Linked DNA regions of Homo sapiens: region 2 is linked to region 1. The links are chromatin loops, found by intact Hi-C in ENCODE. Cell type or tissue: A673. All regions are shown on one strand.

Region 1 (5,000 bases):
CTTGTACTCCAGATCATCTTGAATTATTTCAGCTGTTACATATCTGTGAATGTCTATCTGGCTTTTATTTTTTATATAGAATGCTACATATAAAATATTAGATTGACCCTTTTTTTCCCTCTGAGTACCAAAGTTATAATGTCATTGTCTACCCACCTTTGTTTCTCATGAGAAGATGGTGCATTTTGTATTATTTTTCACACTTACAAACTTTATCTAACCCCTACTCCCAACTGCTTCCAAGGTTTCTTTCTTTACTTTTGGTTTTCAGTCATTTGACTATGATGTTCCTAGTGTTATGTGTATATATTATTTTTTTGATGCTTAAGGTATATGTTTCTCTAGGTTGGTGTTTATTCACCAAATCTGGAGAAATTTAGCCATCATTTCTGTTTTTAAAAAATTTCTTTTAACCTTTTTTCAAGACAGGGTCTCACTCTGTTGCCCAGGCTGGAGAGCAATGGTGTGATCATTGCAGCTTCAAACTTCTTGCCAGGCACAAGGGATTCTCCCACCTCAGACTCCTGGGTAGCTAGAACTACAGGTTCATGCCACGACACTTGGCTAATTTTCTTTCTTTCTTTTTTTTTTTTCTTTAAGAGATTAGGTATCATTATGTTGCCTGGGCCAGTCTAGAACTCCTGGTCTCAAGCAGTCCTACCACCTTGGCCTCCCAAAGCTTTGGGATTACAGGCATGAGCCACCATGCCCAGTCTAGATATCATTTCTTTGAATAATGTTCTTATTCATATCTTGTGCTTATTCTTTGTATATTCCAGTTACACACACATTAGTATGATATTATCCTACAATGCACTGAGGTTCCATTCATTTTTTAAATTATTTTTCTCTCTATTCTTCAGATTATATGATTTCTATTAATTTGTCCTCAAATTCACTGACCAATCTTTTCTTCTGCCATCTTCTCTCTGCTATTAAACCTCACCAGTAAATTTTCAAGTAATATTACATTTCAAGTAATATACTTTTAAATAGAATTCTTATTTTTTTCTTTCTTATAACATCCATTTCTCTGCTCAGATTCTTCATCTCTTCAGCATCATTTCCTTTACATCCTTGAACATGCCTATAGTAGCTGAATTTTAAATCTTTGTCTTCCAATTCTATCATCTCCAAGAATGTTTCAATTATGTACTTTTACTTTTAAAAATCAGCCACATTTTCCTGTTTTTTTTTTCCCCCATGTGTAGTAACTTTTAGTTTTATGCTATGCATTATGGATTGTAAAAACTAGACTCCGGATTCTAGAATCTTCCTCTAAAGAGTGCTGATTTGTGGTTAGTAAATAACTAAATTACTATGTATCTTCAACTTGTGTGGGCTTGATTTTATAATTTCTTGGGGAGGATTTGTTTCAGTTTAGCCTAGTCCTGAGGAAATAATCATTATTCCTAAGTCATAGCCCTTCTGGGGTTTCAATTAAAAGCAAATCTCATTTGGAAATATTTAAGTGTCAATTCCCATGATCCTTGTGCTGGGCAGAAATTCAAATCTTTGCTTAGCATTTTCAGCCTACAGGCAGGTTTTCTTTCTATATTCCTTGGAATCTCCACTGTGCATGCACAGTTCTGGTTTATCCAACGATGTGAGAGAAGTTTATATGCAGATTTTGGGTCGTTCCTCTTTTTCAAGTATTTTCCTATTCAATTTCCAGCTGGCTGGCAGTCCTGAACTCTAACTCTAACCACTTAAGCTATGAAAACTGTGGCTTTTTGCTTGAGTTTTACTCCCTGGCACCACAGACAAATATTGTTTATCACTGGCAGATCTGAGGCACAAGATCAGGGACACCTGGCTTAGAACTAGTGCTAGAGAATGAAATAGCACCAGGCTAGAAAATGGAGGGTAAGCATTCATCTGGGAGTGAATCTTTCGTGGCCAAAAGTTAAAGGAAGAGAATCCAGCAGCTCCTAGGCCTGGAATCATTATTCCTACGGATCAATCAGAACCAGATAAGTCAGGGAAAGGCACCAGTCCAATAATAACTTATTAAGCAGAAGTGATCAAAAACACATTAACTTGTTCTAAAATGTTGTAAGAACTTTCCAGGGTATTGATTCCCCCTTGTGTCTTACGTCACTCACTACAAAAGAACACCTTGTAGTAATAGTCATTTGATTATGCTGTCATAAAATATTTTACGTAACCAAAAAAATACTTCCGTTGTTGCTGTCTTACTATTTGTCTATTATGGCTATAAAAGAGTAAAAACATTTTCATTCCCTTTCATCCAAAAACTTTACAATCTAACAGTTAATGAAAGGTACTCTTAGAAAGATAGGATGACAAGGGACTACTGAAATCATGAAACCTGCCACCTTCATTTTACAAAGGGGAAAACTGGAGAGTAAGGGACTAGATCATGTCCCCGGACAGTGAATGATAGAGTCAGATCGGAACCTAGCTCTCCTTCCTGAGTCAACGACCCTGTTCCATCTATTTCACTGCATACTGTCTCCTCCATGATTCCCTGGGGCCCTGGAAAGCATCCAGCCTATAAACTTCCTCAAATTGGCAAAGCATCCTAAAATACATACATGGTTATTTTGGACATAATCACTATTTAGTTATCTCTGAATAAAATCTCGAGAAAAATCAGTAGCTCTACGGAATCACTTAATTTACCAAGGATGGTATTTTAGTCTCTAGGAACATCTATCTAAATTTAGACTTTTCCTGCAGCAATATTTCTTTAAACTGTACACCACGAACCACAAATTATCCAGTTACATCACTTCGCTTTTAAGTCATTGGTTTTTTTAAAAAAAATAGGTAAATAGTGACCCCCAGTGGCAAAACTTGTTAGTATCCGCACACTGTAAAGAATTGAAATAAAATGAGATGCTGGTCAGGACAGTTTTGACTGATTGTAGGATATTAGTGTCCAGTAAACATACCCTAACAAACATTAAAAAAAAGAAAATGACTCTCATGTATTCCTATGGAATATCTCTAAAAGAGAGATGGCAAGTTATTTCTTATTGTGTAATTGAATACTATTGTTTACTTTTACTTGTAGTGCCATTTTTTTTTACTATATTCAAAAATTAATTTGGAAATTGATTTAAAAAGCTATAACCATGAATATAAACTAACATATTCAGAAATAACTGACCTTAAGCTACATTTTTATGTTGGTGCTACTCCGGTAAAATCCAGAACACAATCCGTATATCCAAGCTTGCAGATTGACTCATATGTATTAAGTGAGTGAGAGACCAGTAGGCAATGATTATCTCTTTGCTAAATAAATATTGCCATTCCAGGAGGCATATGCTGAAGCTGTGAAGATTCTCCAAATTCTTAAACATTATTATAGCATATAATTTCCTTCATAAAATGCCATAACTAAATGGAAAAAAAAGTTCTTCACACCCTTATCGATTTCATAAAACAGCTCTAAATTTTTGCACTTATAGAGCTATAAAAATTAATTCTCCCTAGAGTACTCACTGAAATAATTTCATGACCTATATTTTCACATTTTAAGGTAAAATACATAGTGATCTTGCATATGACATACAGTTATGCCATAGGGAATTTAACTGCTTGGTTTCAACACAGCCCGTGCTTCTATTTCATAAGCAGTCATTTTGTGAGACTTCTTTACTTTCTCATTATTTCCTGTTCATCTTCTTTTCAGGTCCACTTTCAACAGAATAAATAGAGTTATTTATCACATATGTGATGAATCAAAAGCACTAAATCCTTGTGCATGTGTGTGTGCATGCGTGCATGTACGTGCATAATTTACAAATATCAATCATCTTCTGGATCTGGTGGAAATTACTTTGAATTATTGCTAGGATTTAAAATATACATCAAAACGTGGACATTTACAGCTAGATGCTCTATTTGAAAATCATATTGTCTATGGAGCCAATAAGATGAGCTCTCATTTAAGGTAACAAGTATCAACATGCTTCTAAAGGAAAATATTAATAACATAAGTGTGAACTTGTGACTGATTTAGAGAAAACAGAAAGCAAGCTAGAGCATAAATGGAAGCTGTTTAAAATTTTTTGTGTGATGTCTGTAAGATATAGAAAAACTAATCCTGACTTTGACAGTAAGCTGTTTACTCTGTTTAGTTCATGAGAACTCCATCTGTCCAAGTTATTTTGCTGCATGAAGAAAGGGACAGGAAATTTGCATGTAAAGACCTATTTACAAATTGATGTAATTTCATTTTAGAAAACTGTGGAAATCTACTACTTGGAGTTTTTAGTTTCTAGACTTCTGTTTCCAACTAAATAGTTTATTTATTGAGTAAATAATCATTAAGATCATTTAGGTTCTCTGGGATGTTAACATAACAAAACAGTGGATAAAATACACTAACAGTTGATTTAACTCTGAGAATATATTCACAATAAATTATCCCACTTTTGATGTTTTTATTTCCCCCACAGGAGCAACATTCAATAAACAAGTCACAGGATTACATAACTGACAAACATCACCAGAATACATAAATATGTTACTATTCCTTTTAGTCTGAAGCTATAGCTACTACATAATATTGAAGTGTATATATTAAATGTTGATTTGGGTGACATTATATTGATTACAACCTTTTATTCAAGAGCATGTCTAAAAGCTTAGCAATAACTAAGATTCATATTAGTAACCTGGAGGCCCTAAAACATTCTTCTATGTGATTAATAAAAGATTAATTATAATGTTTATGTAGTTTTCTGTTAACTAGGTAGCAAAAGTAACAGTAACATGAGGAGTAATAATAGTAATAGCAACAGCAGCTTACATTTATTGAGAAAGATGTGTTCATCATTGTCCTAGTCTTTATATCAATTATGTTGACTAATACAACCTTATGAAGTAGAGATAAGAAAAATAGGTGGTAAGTGGTATAAGGTAGGTGTTCAAGGTGACATAAGTAATAAGTGGTGAAAGTTAAGTGTTCAAGGTCAGACAGATGGCAAGTGGTAGCAATTACATGTCCAAGGTCACAAAGGTAT
Region 2 (5,000 bases), 1.5 Mb before region 1:
GAAATGTTCATCAGCAATCCTTCTGTCAGAGATGACTACTGTCTCCCAGTAACTTACAGAATAATAGAATTCCAGATTCAAGCTGGGTGTGTCAAATCAAGACTACATTCTTCTGCCCCCCCGCTTATAGCTATAGGAGCTAAGATATATGAGTAAAGCTCTCAAAGAAATATGAATAAATCTTAGTTGTATAATTTTCAGTTTGTTACCTAAATCTTAGGGAGATGCCCTTAAACTCGGGAACATGCCCTTAAAATGAATAGATATGCTTCTCCTTCCCTCTTCCACTTTCCGTTTGCTGGAAGGCAGTCTAGTGTTGGCAAGCCTTCCTGAACCTCAGGATCATGGCCAACACCTTAAATATGGCAGAGATACAAGAAACAGAAAACCTAGGTCTCTGATACCAAGACTATCCTGTGCTTGGATGTCTTGTGCCACAGTCGTTAAGTGACAGATAGAGAAGGAGAAAATTTATTTCCATCTTATCTTGTTTGTTTTCTTACCTTCTCACTCCGGAGAATGGTGTTTAGTTGGTGCTTGGCTTAATACATTTCCTAAAACTTAATACATTTTCCAAAACGTATCCCTCTCTCTCTCATATATATATATATATATATATATATATATATATGCATATATATATATATATGCATATATATATATATGCAATGAATGGTCTATAGAGAGACTGTCTAAATATATCTGCAGTGTGAACAGTGTGTATACACATACACACACACACACACACACACAGAGGGAGAGAGAGAGAAAGAAGAAAGTGAGGACAGAGAAGAAATATTTGAGGTAATAATGGCCAAGAACTTTCCAAATAAAACCACATATCCAGAAATCTCAGAGAACACTAAGAAGGATAAATTTAAAAAATGAAAAACAACAACAAGAATCACGCCTAGTCATATCACATTCAAAGTGCTGTAAACCAAAGACAGAGACAATCTTAAAAACAACTAGGGAAGGAAAAACAATACTACCTTAACTAAAAATAAATAATAGCCAAAGTAATATTTTAAATAAGAAATACTGATCATGCCACTACACTGTTTAAATTTCTGTCAGGGGTGGGGGGCTAGGGGAGGAATAGCATTAGGAGAAATACCTAATGTAGATGATGGGTTGATGGGTGCAGCAAACCACCATGGCATGTGTACAACTGTGTAACAAACCTGCACATTCTGCACACGTACCCCAGAACTTACATTATAATAAAAAATAGTTTCCCATTGCTCTTGAAAGTAAGTGATATTACCTTAGCATAATCAAACAGGCTTTGATTAGTCTGGCTCCTGCTTCCTTTTCTGGCCTCATCTTCTTTCATGAAACCCTTATTTCTTGCCTTCCTGCCTTGTAGCCTTCTGTCTGTTCCTCCTAAATGCCCTGGGCTTCACCATGTTCCTGGGATTTTCTGTACATGCTGTTTTCTAGTTTAGGATTATTTTTCCTTTTCTGGGGAACCCCGTTAACTTTGCCCCTACTTCTTAAGGGAAGCCCTACCCAACCCCCATTTCAAGGTGGGCTGCTCTATTATAAGTCATCTTAAACCTTGTCCAGTTGTGAGGTTGGGTTGTTTTGTACTTTTATTTTTTAATATCTCTTAGAGAGCTTATCTGGCTTTGCTAACACTCCATTCACAACTCCACAGTGCTCAGCACAAAGTGGGGACTAAATTTATGCTTGCTTCATAAAAGAAAGTATAGGTTTCTTGCAATTATCCTAAAAAATAAATATTTATTGATTACAGATTACTGGTGGGGTGGTTTCAATAAATATTTATTAATTTATTAAAAAACAAATGAAGCACTACCCTCAACTAAGCACATTCTTACATTGTGGGGAGAAGACACACTGGCTCTAATCCATATAATTTATTGGGGTTTACAGTTGTGCCAAATAACAAAAAATTGAAAAAGACAATATATCAAAGATGTGCATCAGACCAGGTTGTGTGTGCCTTTAGGAAATAAATTCTACAGATTGCAAAACTTGAGCTATATATACTGCAGCATTAGGAGAATTGGCACCCTAGGGTGCAGGAATCTTTGCAATTTTGTTAATTGGTGTATTCTCAGTTATTACAAAAGTACCTGACATTTAGTAGGCACTTAATAATAATTTATTAAGTAAAGACATAGAAGGTAGCTAAATAAAAAACAGGTAAACAAGGGACAGTGAAAAGACTCCAGGTAGAGTAAACAGCATGTACAATTCCCTAGACTGACAAAATTTTTATATCTCTGCAGCTTCACATTGATGCCAATATGAAAATGGCATCATTTAAATTGTGAAGTCTTTCTCTGAGAGAAAGACTTCAGGAAGAAAAGTGAGGAGAGGGATACGAGTTTTGGATAAATTAAATCCGTGATATATTTAGGTAAATAGAACAATTTTGATTCCTTCAACAGTGTTGTCCACATTATTATTAGCCTTTGAAACATTTTCTTCTAGATCATAATTGTTTCTTTATTCTCACCAATATTAAAGATGTGAGTTTGAGTTAAGGTTTTTGAGAAAATATGTCATCCAAATTCTAATTTCTCTCTCTAACACAGAGAAATTCCAGTGATTTTATCATTCAGATGCAGTACAGCTCTGTGTTAAAAATTATAACCTTTTACAGTATGCTGAGGTTGTATTTGTAAATGTTTATTTTACTTTATTTGGGGGATAGGGTATTTAACAAAATGTCAAAGGTTCTTGCACCTGAGAGTGCACATTCTACTAATGCTGCAGTATGCATAGCTCAGGTTTTGCAGTCTGTAGAACTTCCTTCTAGAGGCATATACAACCTGGTCTTGTGCATACCTTTGTTATATTCTGTCCTTTCAATTTTTATCCATTGGCCTGAAGCGGGGGAAACCCAACACATGTTATCAGAGTATCTTTTGTTTCTGTCATTCCAAGCAATAACCAGCAGGTGGTATCAAACAATTTTACATGTGTTCTATTGCAGTCTTTCGTGCCTGTTTGGTTTCTGAGACTTCTCCTTCTTAACTTCCACCCTGCACCCCAACCACAAATACATAGGAAGGTTTTATTTTATTTTGTCTTTCTGATTTAAATCTACCTTTGCTTTCAGAGTGATATTTTTGGCATAAATGCATTGAAGTATTTTTTTTTTTTTATATAGTAGGGGCACAGCTTTACATGAAGAAACTCATTTGATCTTAGTAACAACAGTATTGGAAAGCACTACTGGTGATCCTTACTTTAGAAATGGGGAAGCTGCTACAGCAGTGTCAGTCTCTATGTTAAACTACCTACCTTAGTTTGACTTTCTTCTCAGCGTGTATTTTTACCCAACACTCTTTGCTTGGACATCATTTGCTCAGCTATTATGAGTTAAAACATCAATTATCTAATGTTTTTGGCCTATACCTTGATATAAAAATATTATGTAAAATAAACCAAAATATAAAAGTGCTGTAAGTTAGGTATTGTCTGTGCATGGGGAATAATCACATATATTTCACATGTTATAGAGAATTTTAGTGCTAAAAACACTTTAAAGTACTTACCTTTTTTATTTTTAATTGACAAAAGAGCCTCCCAGAAAAGAAGTGAATTGTAGAGATCTCACAGAGGTGATAAAAAAAAGAAACAGTCTGTTAAAGAAATGCTAAGGAAACATTTAGAGAGTACCCAACTAGTGTAGAAAAATGCACATTGTTGGTAGAGAGGTACATGGAAGGTTTGTGAGCTTTCCAGGTAAGTGCACTATCTCTTTGTTTAATGTCCAGTACTCTCTGTTTATAGTGTCATGAGACCAGGCTACGCCAAAGCAGTAAACAGAAAAGGTGACATTTGAGAATCATATCTTTCCAGTAAAAAGACAAAAAGAAAGGGAAGACAGGAAGGAAGGAGGAGCGGATCTAGACAGAAAGTTAATAATGTTATTGTCAAATTTCCAAAATCAGATGAAAGAAAATATAATTTAGATATGGGGAAGACTGCCTCATAGTAGATTTATATTAAAATTGCTGTAATGTTTCATTGCCTAGAATGAATAGACCAAAATCTAATTTTAAACTATCAGTTTACACTTACAAACAAATTTCAACTTACGGTTTGCCATAATTTGGGCTTACATTTTATTGTAAATGTTTTTAGTTTTTTAGAAAATTAATCAGTATTAGTGCAACCATCAGATATTCCAAGAATTCACATTTGCATTACAATTGATAGATGCCATCAAGTATCCCTGCTTTAAATTAAAATTGTTGTATTATTTTTATCACAAAAGCAAAGCAGTTTCACTGCAGAAAAAGAATATAATACAATCTCCTCAGTATTAATTTTCATAAATAACTAATATTACCATATTAAATTGTATCATTAGAGATTTTATCTTTTAATTTTATTTCTGGTATTTCATTTTACAATAGTAAAAAAATGTGAAACAAAAAAAAGTCAGCCACAAGTCCGTTTTAATTTTCTCCATTCAATCCAAATACCACATTCTTCCCCAAAATGATAACTGTAGGTGTTTCTTTTCTGATTTTTTTTACTACGTTTATACAGTTACATTTATATTGATATATAAATCCAGCTGGGTGTATTTTCATTCAAATTGAATTATGAAACTTTTAATGCAGAATATTTGTAGTGAATATATAGCACTACTTTATCCTTTGTGATATTGTCATGGTATTTATCATGTAGGTATTCAACAACTTTTCAAACTATTTCTATATCAGTTAATAGGCCAATTTGCCACTCTGGCTTTTAAAAGCAGTGTTCAAAGAGGAGTCTTGTATATCACTTATCTCTATACTTTCTTTTTTATTCTCTATTGACACATAACTGTATATATACATATAGATTACAAAATGATGTTATGATTTTTAATACATGTGGGAAGATTAAAGTCAGCTAATTAATATATCTGTCACCTCTAATATTTAACATTTTGTAATGAGAATATTAGAAATACTCTCTTAGTGAAATAGAAGTTACAGAACTTAATTATTAGCTATATTTACCAT

What was found. Hi-C counts contacts between places; a loop is a spot of excess contacts. Peaks named below come from ENCODE experiments on the same cell type or tissue, not always from the same donor. Only the 100,000 strongest peaks of a DNase experiment are listed, where the experiment ranks them.
Region 2: a loop joins it to region 1, with 6 times the contacts of the local background. A loop is called at or near these places in 42 of 110 quality-filtered maps.

The regions. Positions count from the first base shown.
Region 1 is chr4:44,758,142-44,763,141 of GRCh38, reverse strand. All of the region lies in intron 1 of LOC105374439 (a long non-coding RNA gene), which reads right to left. All of the region lies in intron 1 of LOC112268465 (a long non-coding RNA gene), which reads left to right. Among named protein-coding and RNA genes, the nearest start is that of GNPDA2, 34 kb to the right of the region's middle. In A673, a CTCF peak has its summit at 2,812 (motif pointing left); a DNase peak (open chromatin) is centred at 2,781.
Region 2 is chr4:46,269,134-46,274,133 of GRCh38, reverse strand. All of the region lies in intron 8 of GABRA2 (gamma-aminobutyric acid type A receptor subunit alpha2), which reads left to right. Among named protein-coding and RNA genes, the nearest start is that of GABRA2, 120 kb to the left of the region's middle. In A673, CTCF peaks have their summits at 2,722 and 2,923 (motif pointing right); a DNase peak (open chromatin) is centred at 2,953.